Linked DNA regions of Homo sapiens: all the other regions are linked to region 3. Evidence: chromatin contacts called from ENCODE Hi-C or POLR2A ChIA-PET data. All regions are on one chromosome and are shown on one strand. Each heading gives the region's core, a stretch centred on a gene start or an enhancer-like site at or near the end of the contact. The rest is flanking DNA. Distances are from core to core; before and after follow the strand shown. Region 1 holds the start of LARP7 (La ribonucleoprotein 7, transcriptional regulator). Region 2 holds the start of UBE2D3 (ubiquitin conjugating enzyme E2 D3). Region 3 holds the start of PAPSS1 (3'-phosphoadenosine 5'-phosphosulfate synthase 1). Region 4 holds the start of CXXC4-AS1 (CXXC4 antisense RNA 1).

Region 1 (2,700 bases), core at 113-2,612, 4.9 Mb after region 3:
ACAATTTACAGATTAGGAACCCAGTATTTACTAGTTTAGGATAACTTATATGCTATTTCACAATTGCAAGATAAATTCTCCATTATTTTCCTAAATTGAGATATTACTTCTGGAATGTACAGTTTAAAAAGAACTAAGAAGACTGAAACTCTTAAAGGATGGTTAAATTCGATTATAGGAGAAAACCTAAAAAAAAAAAGCTAACTGGATCTTTTAAAATTTAGAAGAGCTCTAATACTTATTCATTGAAAGTCAACACCCTTTCTTATCTTAGTATTAATCAGAAAAAATTATTTTAGACAACAGCATCATATATATTTAAGTGAGATGCAAAGAGTTTTTTCCAAGTGTTCATCTGTCCACGTCTACCAGACAATTCACCTGTTGACCGACTTCTAATAGGTGAAAGATTAATCTCCAAATAAGTTTTTAAAGACCCCAGATGCTCTGTGATAATTATATACATACATACATACACACAGATATACGTACATACACACATATACATACATATACATTGTGCTACTATATGTACGGACGCAATATATATACATAAAACTCGGTGTTCTCAGTAAAGTATGAGCCATTATTCATTTAAATACTAGATATTTTTCCTTTTTTTTTAAACAAGGAGTATTTTTTGAACCTAAACCTGAACCTCTAAATAGTTCGGATAACAAAGTTTTGGAATCATGAACTCAACATTGTTAACAAACCATCCAGTCCAAATAAACAAAGGAAACCCACATCTCATTTGCCAAGATTCTAAGAACCATAATCCTGTCACCAAATGACAATGGAGACTTGATCCTTTCTCAGTCCTAAATACAAACAGCAAAGCCCTCTTTGGTCCTCATACCTACTCGAAATTGCAAAGCAAGGCCTGGGAAAAACGGTGAAGAGGCACCACTTACTACAAGCAGTCCGAGTAGCTGTGACTGCGACCACCCCAATCCTGGTTCCAAACAGCATCCTTCCCGGTTCTCTTCTTAAGGAGCAGAGTCTTTCGTCCCTTCGCCCCAAATCGCTCAAGTCATTCCTAGGAAATCCCGAGAAACACTTCACCTCACCTGTCAAATTGCACAAAATCCACTTTCGAATTTCTCCCGCGAAACAACGTGACGTCATTAACGCGGGACCTCACCAGATGAGGACCCAAAACTTGGCCCGCCCACCTCCGCCTAAGCCAAAAACCGCCGCTTTCAAATCGCCAATCAAATTCTTCCTTGGCTTCGAGTCTCTCAGCCGGCCGCGCTCTCCGATGCCCAGCCCTCCTGGAACCACCTCGCCTGTGACGTAGGTGGAGCGCGCACTGCCTCCGGGCCCGTCTTTCTCAATTGGGACCGGAAAACGTTGTCGCTCATCCTATGACGCGAAAGTAACCGAGACTATCAGGATCCGGAGACGGAAATGTCCGAAGGCCGCAGTACTTGACCCTGTATTTTGGGAGTCGAACGGAGTAAGTTACAAGCGGCCTATAGGGTCGCACAGCTTGGGCGAAGTCTAATTAACTCTCCGTCCTTTTTCTTGCGGTCCACTCTATCATCTATCGTCCTTCTTACCCCGCCCCCCCGTCCTGCACACCCATCAGTTCCTTGGCCTAGTTATCTATGCGCACGCGCAAAAGTCTTCGGCAGCACTTGTAGTTCCCGTTTTCAGACAGTAAGGGCGCATAGGGGCCCGGCGTGGGGAGGTTTGGGGCGCGCCCGGCCTATGACGGCGTCCTTGCGGAAGTACGGGTGCCGAGAGAAGCAGTAGTCAATAAAGAGAGTGCCGTATTTCGCAGATTGGAGCTGAGCTGTGGCTGCCAGAAGATAGCGAACGTGAGGATTTATATTCTAAAATTATCATCTTCTTTTGCAGGACTCTGCCATCGTCCTCAAAGAGTAAAAAATCCAGTTACGGAAGGGAACTAACACTTGCTAGATATGGTGTGCAGAGTGCGTTTGCAAAGAAACTTAAGAGAAAACAAATGATAGGACACAGGGTGGTGGAAGATCTCAAAGAGTAAGATGCCATTTAACCTGGGCCTTGAAAATTTAATAAGGAAATTTAGACGAGAAGATTCAGACAAAGCAGAACACACAGGCCACTACGTGTTGAGGGACTTGAGTTGTAAGCAGTGACCAGAACAATGATTCTTAACCTGTTGTGGCACACTTCTTTTGAAAACTTAATTATATGGATTAGCTTCTCAGGAAAACGTGCATGTACCTATTAAAACATTTTGCGAGGCTGGGCACGGTGGCTCACGCCTGTAATCCCAGCACTTTGGGAGGCCGACGCGGGAGGATCACTTGAGGTCAGGAGTTCGAGACCAGCCTGGCCAATATGGCAAAATCTCGTCTCTACTAAAAACACAAAAATTAGCGGGGAGTGGTGGTGCACACCTGTAGTCCCAGCTACTCAAGAGGCTTGGTTGGGAGAATCGCTTGAACTCGGGAAGCAGAGATTACAGTGAGCCGGGATCGCGCCACTGCACTGCAGCCTGGGCCACTGAGAGAGGCTGCGTCTCCAAACAAACATTTTTCATATAATTTCCTCAGGAGAAATTACGAAATACTTTTAAATAGCAAACACACACAAATGACTTGGTGTCTTGTCTGACTCACTCTTCCAAGTTATCTATGTCTTTCGTGGTCTTTGAACTATTTTTCAACCCTGTAACTCGCTACAGCAACATGGAAATTAGGTTTGTCC
Region 2 (2,700 bases), core at 3-2,502, 4.9 Mb before region 3:
GTTCTCCGTTTCCTAGCTTTAAACTTCATTTCTTCAAGAAGTATATCTGCGTTCTCCATCCCCCCATGGAAGAAGTGATCCAAGAGGTATTTTCAGAATTATGCTTCCTTCCCACCCCCACGCTTTCCTCTTGGCCCGAGCCTTCCTTTTCTCCTACCACCCCATGCCCTTGTCCCCGCGGGTTACCTTATTAATCCGTTTCAGCGCCATAGTGTGTGCTTGTCGTCTGGCTCCTCACTCTCTCGGTGTATGCTCAAAGGTCCGGCCAAAACTCTTGATTATCCCGGCGGCGGGGCAGGATTGTCTCGTCTCACACCAGCTCTGCCAGACACAGGCGCCTTTTGCAAAAACGGAGCAGATCAGCACTCGCACAGGCCCCGAAGAGCCCCTGATGAATCCAGGTCCCTTAAGACAGCCGCGATCCGGGGTGGGTGGGGTGGCGTGGCAAAGCCACCAACAGCCTCTGTACCGTGCTTTCGGCCCGAAGTGGGGGCGAGGGTGACGGGAAGAGCGGAGGTGGTGGCTACAAGTTTAACTTCCCGGCCTCTAGAAAGGAAGAGACCCGGGTGGGAGAGGAAGAGGCGTAGGAGAAAGGGGTGGGTGCGGGGCAGGGTCCGGAGCCCAGCAGAGGAGGAGCCGGGGCCTAGTCGGCGCTATACCGGCGTCACTAGGGCAAAGAAAGGCAAGGGGGGAGGGGGAAGCATAAGACTCCGGACGGACGCCGGGCTGCTTTCGGTTTCTGTCCAAAGGTGCGGCCGGGAAAAGGAAGGAAATAAAGGAAGGGAGACTTGATGTGTATTGCTATCCTCGCAGCGAGCTATTCTGTGTCACCCCTGACGCCACCGTACACTCACTCCGCCTTCCAGCGCGCTCCCGCGCGCGCCCGCCCAGCCACCTCCACCACGCGCCCGCGCTGTCCCTGAGGCTCCGGCTTAGGCGCGAGGACGCGCCCATTCCCCCTCCTCCTCCAGCAGGAGAGGCCGCGGCTTCCCCAACCTTCCCACCCTAACCCACCGCACCCAATAGGCTGGCCGCTCAAGCCGCCCAGGTCCCGCACTGCCCCTCTTACCCGGCCGGCCACTGGGCCGGCCTCCCTTCCCTGCCCTAGCCGTCCACACCCACGCGTACAGAGGGGCCGGGGCCTCCCTCAAGCTGCGGCCTCGGCCTCCTCCCCGCGCGGCAGCTGGTGCCTCCCCGGCCCTACGGGGCTCACGCGCACGACACAGCCACAAGATGTCCGCTCTGACGGAACTACTGCCAGCTGCCACGCTCCGCCCCTCCCCCTCCTCCTGCCTCTTCACCGCCGCGGATCAGTCCGCCAACGCCGCCGTCCCGAGCACAAGACCGATGTGAGGCCGAAGCCAGACGGCTTGCTTCCCACGTCCGGGGCCGAGTGAATACGTGTCAAGCCCTTTTCCTTCTTCTCGGAACAGCACCTTCTTACTAAACAGATCGGAGATTGGACCAGGAGGGCGGGGGAGGGAGGAGGATCATGAGCTGGGGGGAGGGTGAACGAGTGGCGGAAACCCTTAGGCTCAGAGAAGCATCGAGAACCGGAAGGAGACCATGGGAGGAAGGTAAAGGAAGCAGCCGCTGCGCGATCCAGCCCCACGCCCCTCCCCACAGCGTCCCCCAGTTTCCTCACTTGGTATCGAGGAGACGACTCTCGCGAGAACTTCGTGGCTGGCTAACCGAAGCGGTAGCTCTGCAATGACTTAAGAGCAGTTTTGTGCGCTTTTCCTGACGGGGTTCCGCCTCCAAAATGCATAAGTTCTCGCGAGACGCAGTAAGGCACCGGCTCGAACTGGGGCGGGCCACTGCCAGGAAAGCAACGCCCCTGAATGCTTATGCCGGTGGTTGGTAGAGGAAATGGAATTCCCCAGACTGGTAAGAGCGCGCGCAGACACAGCCTTGTCTCACGCGCCCAATCAGGAGCGTGTGGTGGGAGGTGCCAAGGATTAATTACCAGATACCTTTAGTCTAGCTCGGGCCGGGATTTTGAGGTTTCCGGTGGAGCAGGTGAGCAGTATTTACTCGCCTGCCCTCCTGGGCTGGTTATGCTGTGGGAGGAGGCGCCCCTCGAGATGGGAATAGTAGTTTTAAATAGACCCAGGTTGGCCGCTCATCAGCGCTCCCACGTGCTGAAGTCTAGTGCACGTCTGACCCTAAGGGAGCAATACTGAGAACAGCAGGGAGCAGGCTGAGTCAAGCTCAATTGAGTGGATGGGGCTAGGACAGAGAGAGTTAGGGGCAGGGTTTTCACTGGTCTCCGTAATCAGTCGCTGCCGTCCGCCAAGGTGTAGATGTGGGAACAAGCTTAAATTCTCAAACTTTAGCTTCTGTTGCTGTGTTTCAGTTCTTGAGCCAGAAAGTGTTGAGACTAATTAGTTAATTAGGTAGAGTTTAGAGTCAGAAAAACAATACAATACTTCCTGAAATATCCAAGTTGGGAGGTGGGATTTACCTCAGTAGGATTGGCCTGTTTTAGTCAAGGGTTTAAAGTATGGAGACGGCAGTTATGCTCTCTAGTGTATCCTTCAGGCAAAAGAAAGACCTTAATTTTTATGAGGAATTTAAAAGTGGGTAAGCACTGACCAGCTTAAGGTTTTTTAACATTCCTTAATGACCCCAGTTACCGAAGTGGAGATCTTCAATTACTTGGAAAAATAAACTTGTTTTAAAAATACACTTAATTTGAAA
Region 3 (2,700 bases), core at 31-2,530:
GTGACTCTCCTCAAGATCACACAGCTAGTAAATGGCAAAGCTGGGATGAGAGACCAGGCCAGGAGTCCAGCGCTCTTTCCACTGTTCTAATTCATCTTTTAAATCTCCTTCCCCTCCTTACCATCTATAGAGTTAAATAAAAGGAGAGAGGAATCAGTAAACAACTCATGATAACAATAACAACAGATGTGGTAAATTAATGACTTCCAAAGAACATTTGCCTGAAATTGCTTGTTTTTTTTTTCTTTGATTCATCTAGGGCAAGTAACGTTTTGGGAGACATTGCATTTAAACCTTATTATTCCATTGGACTGTGAAATAACGTTTCCGTCTAAACTTAAACCAGTGCCTTTCCAGACTCCAAAGATGGGCCCTTCCCTGCTGCACACTTACAAAGGAAGATAAGGCTCTTTCTCATCACAGAGAAATTAAGGAAGTAAGCAACGTTATGAGGACACAGCACTTTACAAAGTCAACTGGCAGTCATTACTAAACGTTATAAAGGACTGGTCCCATACCTGACTGTCACCAGGAATGGAGTCTTCCAAACTCCTACTTGTTAAACATTCCGATTTAACACAGAGACACAAAGAACCTCAGTTCAGGGCAGTCTCAACTCATGAATGACCACATTGTTGGGTACTCTCCTTTCACACTGAAACTCAGAAATGGAAAGACACGGAGATGGACCCAAACCTGGGCCAACCGCACTGGCAGAGCCAAGAAAAACCAAGAACGCGTCGAAGGCGCCCGCCTCCGCCTTCTCTGCACATCTTCAGGCCACTCCAAGGTATGCAGGAAGCTCCTGTTTCTGCAGCCGCAGGTTTCAGCACCCGGAGGTTTCAGCAAGCGCCAGTTCACGGGTGAAGGATTTTCCTGGGGGTCTTACCTGAGCGGAGGCGCTGGGGAGGGGGGGCGTTCTTCCCACGAACGGTGGCTCGGACCGCACGCTGCGCCAAGCTAGGGCGAGATCCCCACCCTGCGCCGCGCCCCTCTGCCTCGCAACCACCCACGGCCCCAGCCGGGAGGCGCCGCAGCCCCGGAACCCACCTCCGCGCTCCTGGAAGGATGGATGCGGAGGAGGCGGGAGAGAGGCGGCGGCTCCGGAACGAGCTGCTCCCACAGCCCCTCCGCTCCTCGCCGTCTCGCCTTCGTCCCCAGCTTACCCAGTTCTGCGCGTTATTGCTCAGTTTGACTTTCTTGCACAGGCTCCCGGGGATCTCCATGACCGCGGAGCGCGCTGAGCAGCCGGGGTTCTCTGCGCCGGGAGGGTAGCAAGAGGAGGGCAGGCCAGCGAGCGGGGCGGGGCTGGAGGGCGGGGCCTCCTCGCGTCGGAGCGGGCGCGCGCTGACTTAAGCACGCGCCCGTGCTCGTGGCCTGGGTTGCGCGGCGCATGCGGCGCGCCTCGGAAATGGGTCCGGGGCAGAGGTCTGTGGGGAAGGGCGAAACGCCGGGATAGAACCGGAGGTAGAAGCTGGGGGCGGAGCTTCAGCGCTCGCGCCGGCGCGGGCGCGCACGGCGCTCCTCCTTCCAGATCCCGATGAAGGGGCGGGGCCTGGAATGCAGTCGTGGAACCTCAGGTGCCTCTGCGGCACCGAGCCTAGCTCTGAGCTAACGCAGATCTCTAAGAGCGAGTACCAGCCGCCGGGAGAAAGGCAAGGGGAGTGCGCGGCTCGCCGCGCGCGGCACTCCCTCAGCAGAGGCTGATTGGGAGGACGCTGACGCGGCCTCTTGCACCTGTGGCTACTCCTCCACAGACCTGGCTGCCGACCTCCTGTCTGCCCCTTCTGTGCCCATGTCACCCTGGCCAAATGTTTTAAATGTTTTACAGCTTTGCAAAGGGAAGAATTGATTTACCGAACAGCTCATTCTCCACATTAAAATTCTACTCAAGACACAATTTTTTTTCTTTTTTTGAGACGGAGTCTTGCTCTGTCGCCCAGGCTGGAGTGCAGTAGTAGGATCTCGGCTCACCGCAACCTCTGCCTCCCGGGTTCAAGCGATTCTCCTGCCTCAGCCTCCCGAGTAGCTGGGACTACAGGCGTGTGCCACCACGCCCGGCTAATTTTTGTATTTTTAGTAGAGACGGGGTTTCACTATGTTGGCCAGGCTGGTCTCGAATTCCTGACCTCATGATCCGCCCGCCTCAGCTTCCCAAAGTGCTGGGATTCCAGGCGTGAGCGACAGCGCCTGGCCTCAAGACACAGTTTTTAAAAAGATATAATAAAAGCCCGATTTCTTGACATCAATAATTAATATCTCAACCTGGATTAGTGATTACTTATAAGGTGCCTCCCTCTCCGCTAGGAGACCCCACTTCGCATCAGATTTCTGTGCAGTGCTTCTTACCGACCTACACCGGAAAGGGGCTTCTGTATTATTAAGAGCTACTCAGGAAATACCTAGAGGACTGAAATCCAGGACCGGGGAGGCCGCAGGTAACCCCGAATAGAACTCCCGCCTACGGAGGACATTTTCAAATTCACCTAATTATTCCAGGGCTAGTTCGTAGGAGGATGGGCTGGGGGCATGACAGAGTTTCCTCCAGGAGTTATCTTCCCCACACCCCCCATAACTCTGAGTTCTCTTTTCCGCAGCTTGCCCCTGGCACCAAAAGAGTTGCTTGCAGCTCTGCCCCCCTGTGACACAGCCGCCCTCCGCCCCTGACCCCGCCCATCACCAAGACCTGAGACTGCTGCC
Region 4 (2,700 bases), core at 20-2,519, 3.2 Mb before region 3:
TGATTTTTCATTTTTCCCCATTTTTGTTTTGATCAGGACACAATACAAAATTTTTATCAAAGGTATCAATCTCTGTATTTAGCATAATTCATAACCTAATTTAACAATTACTTTAGTGAGCATCTGTACAATATCTGTTTTAAAGACCTATAGGTAAAAGAAACTATTATTGACCATATAAGGTATCAACCAAAACTGTGCTTGGTGTATACACCAACTTTGTAACCACAAAATGGTTACTTTGTCCAATGCAGAGCCCAGGGGAAATACTTTTTTTGTAACTGAGTTTTAGAAATTATTCATTCTAAAACCACATAAAATAATTTTTAAACAAAATCACTCTTATCTGCCCTGAAATTAACTAATTGTATCCCTTTATTCTAAGTCACATCTCCTCAAAATTTGCAGGTAGAAATCCGCTTCCTACACAGTTTCAGCTTTCTCCAAAAATATCAGATACGCAGAAAATAAAATAGAAAACATTCTGCCTTGATGAGTAGAAAAATGATTCTAGAAAAGGGTAGGAAATCCCCTTCTGAATCCAGGTGTTTCAACTTCATTGAATACTGCTGTGTGGTTTGTTACCGGTTTTTTAATGAGAACAGGCTTGTGTACCACAAACTGTGTCCTCACTGTTATAAATGGGCCACTAACTTAGCCAGTAAACTTGTATAGGATGTGATGTGTCCAGTCCTTTGGGCAAGATGCCCCACCCTTTTTAATGAGGAGGAGGGGGCATTTTAAACCACCAAGGGAAAATATTGAGCATATTGAATGTGAAACTTCTGATTCTTCAATTACATTATTTTTCCCCCAGGGATAAAAAGGAGGGCACTCTCTCTATCAGAAGGGCGGTGTCACGTGAAGTGCAGCTGGTGCGGGTGGTGGAGAGGCCAAGCCTTTCGCAAACCACCTACAACTCTTACCACCTGAATGAAGCTTCTGAGAAGGGGTACTGCATCTTGAAGCCAGACAAGAATCCCTGAAGGGGAGAGGGAGTGAGGAGGGAAGGGGGGAGACTGGGAAACAAGAAATCATCTCCTCTGACCTCTAGTGAAGTGCCAGGTTTTTTCTTTAGCTCTTCACATTTTCTAAATTTGCAGATCTGGTGTCCCGTTTTGCGGTTCCTGCAACTGCTGCAGACGCCACAGTTGATGAGCCTCTTGCAGGGCACGCAGACCCCACACCTTTTCCTCTTCTTCTTGGCTGGGTTGGCTCCGCCAGCTCCCCCTGAGGAGGACGAGGAGGAGGAGGAATGATTCTGCGGGCAGTCTGCCAGATTGGCAATTTGAAACGCACTGTCTGTGACGGCTGCTGAGGCTGCTGCGGGGGAGTGAAGGGCTGTCATGACGATGACCCCTGGAGGTAATGAGATGCCCCCTAAAGCCGGGATAGCGGAAAAAGTCCCCACGCGCTCGGGGAGATTCATTATCTCTGCTTCAGCAGCGCCGCATTTGAGCTTGTTCATGCATTCCCCCGCCAAAGGTCTGCAGTGTTCAGGGGATAAGGTGGAGAGGAAATTAGTATTTGCCATTTGCAACGACGGCTCTGGCGGGCAGCCAGCTTTCCCCAGCCTCTGGGAGTCGTTTCGGTGGTGCATGCTGGTCCTGCTGCCGCCGCCGCCGCCGCCGCCGCCACCGCCGGCGGGGAGGATCGCCGAGGAGGAGGAGGCGGAGGAGGAGGCGGCGGCGGAGGAGGATTTCCTGCCGCCCCCACCACCCCCGCCCCCGCCTCCGCCGCCGCCGCCGCCGCCGCCACCCCCCCCGCCGCCGCCCCCGCCCCCGCCGCTGCCCCAGAGCATGGCGGTGGCGGCGGCGGCGGTGGCCGCGTTGTCGCAGTTCCAGGGGGACATGCCGATGCGCGCGGCGGCCGCGGCGGCGGCGGCGCTGCTGGGGAAGATGGGGGTGGTGATGCGCGCGATCTTGGCCGCCTGTGGGAAGGCGCCCCCGTTGGTCTTGTAGAAGGAGGTGGCAAAGGAGCGGTAGCGCTCCATTTCCGAGTTGTAATCCACAAGGCTGTTCAGAGCCCCCTCGGGCAAGTGGCTTTCCTTGGGCAAGCCCGGGGCCTCCGGGCTCGGCCCGGGCTCCACGCAGACATTGGTGTTCATGGTGCAGGGGGGGAAGAAGGGGTGCAGGGTGGAAGTGGGGACCGCCTGGTCCGACACCTGGGTGGAAAAGGGGGAAAGGTGGGGGGGAGGGAAGGGAGTGATGGTGGTGTTGGGGTGGGGGCCGAGGCGGGTGGGGAAAGTGGGTTCGGGTGGGGAGAGCAAGGTGAGGGCTGCTTTATTCCTCTCTGGGGCTCATTTCCACAGACGGTGAATTCCCAGGCAGCGTCTTCCTTTGCATTATCCTCCAACTGTTACAACTAAAATAAAGAAAGTCATTCCAACGAGCTGCACGAGGAAAAAGATTAAAAATAAACAACCTCCCTCACTAACCCACCGCAGACACCGAAAGCTCCCACATTCTTCCATCAGGTCGTTTGCATAAGAATCATCAAGACGTGACCCCCCCCAGCCCATCCCCCCCAACTCTCCCAACCCCCGCTCCCTCCCTCCCCACAGCAAACCACAGCTCCTCCCCCCTATTCTTATAACCCTCCTGAGAAAATGTATTAATAGCCAGGATACCCAGGGAAAGAAGGAAGACGGGGGTGACAAACGCCTAAGGAAAAGGGCAATTGGAGTGCTAAAGACATGCA

Evidence for each region. A loop is a pair of places that touch in the nucleus more often than their neighbours do. ChIA-PET counts read pairs that join two places held with the same protein, here RNA polymerase II (POLR2A). Pooled maps may share reads with other maps.
Region 1: a map of natural killer cell shows a loop between it and region 3 (29-fold over the local background). The contact joins the promoter of LARP7 here to the promoter of PAPSS1 in region 3. A Hi-C loop is called at or near these places in 3 of 168 maps with a recorded cell type or tissue (naive thymus-derived CD4-positive, alpha-beta T cell and natural killer cell) and 11 of 50 pooled maps.
Region 2: a pooled map shows a loop between it and region 3 (30-fold over the local background). The contact joins the promoter of UBE2D3 here to the promoter of PAPSS1 in region 3. A Hi-C loop is called at or near these places in 2 of 37 single-sample maps with no recorded cell type and 8 of 50 pooled maps. POLR2A ChIA-PET finds 5 or more read pairs at or near these places in 1 of 52 experiments (CD4-positive, alpha-beta T cell).
Region 4: a map with no recorded cell type shows a loop between it and region 3 (11-fold over the local background). The contact joins the promoter of CXXC4-AS1 here to the promoter of PAPSS1 in region 3. A Hi-C loop is called at or near these places in 2 of 37 single-sample maps with no recorded cell type and 7 of 50 pooled maps.

Annotation. Positions count from the first base shown.
Region 1 is chr4:112,635,781-112,638,480 of GRCh38, forward strand. LARP7 (La ribonucleoprotein 7, transcriptional regulator) reads left to right here and starts at 1,363. Exons shown (of 13, transcript NM_016648.4): 1 at 1,363-1,459. It overlaps ZGRF1 (zinc finger GRF-type containing 1), which reads right to left and starts at 1,129. Exons shown (of 28, transcript NM_018392.5): 1 at 1,071-1,129. RefSeq lists enhancers at 926-1,145, 1,716-1,765, 1,806-1,915.
Region 2 is chr4:102,826,299-102,828,998 of GRCh38, forward strand. UBE2D3 (ubiquitin conjugating enzyme E2 D3) reads right to left here and starts at 1,253. Exons shown (of 8, transcript NM_181891.3): 1 at 1,129-1,253; 2 at 187-338. The coding sequence starts at 210. It overlaps UBE2D3-AS1 (UBE2D3 antisense RNA 1), which reads left to right and starts at 1,757. Exons shown (of 2, transcript NR_131186.1): 1 at 1,757-1,887. RefSeq lists enhancers at 1-99, 682-1,243, 1,183-1,572, 1,244-1,805 and silencers at 933-982, 1,003-1,132.
Region 3 is chr4:107,718,954-107,721,653 of GRCh38, forward strand. It overlaps PAPSS1 (3'-phosphoadenosine 5'-phosphosulfate synthase 1), which reads right to left and starts at 1,281. Exons shown (of 12, transcript NM_005443.5): 1 at 1,167-1,281. The coding sequence starts at 1,226. RefSeq lists enhancers at 534-593, 2,584-2,700 and a silencer at 1,224-1,473.
Region 4 is chr4:104,489,696-104,492,395 of GRCh38, forward strand. It overlaps CXXC4-AS1 (CXXC4 antisense RNA 1), which reads left to right and starts at 1,270. Exons shown (of 10, transcript NR_125926.1): 1 at 1,270-1,365. CXXC4 (CXXC finger protein 4) reads right to left here. Exons shown (of 3, transcript NM_025212.4): 2 at 1,049-2,364. The coding sequence starts at 2,107. RefSeq lists an enhancer at 2,637-2,686.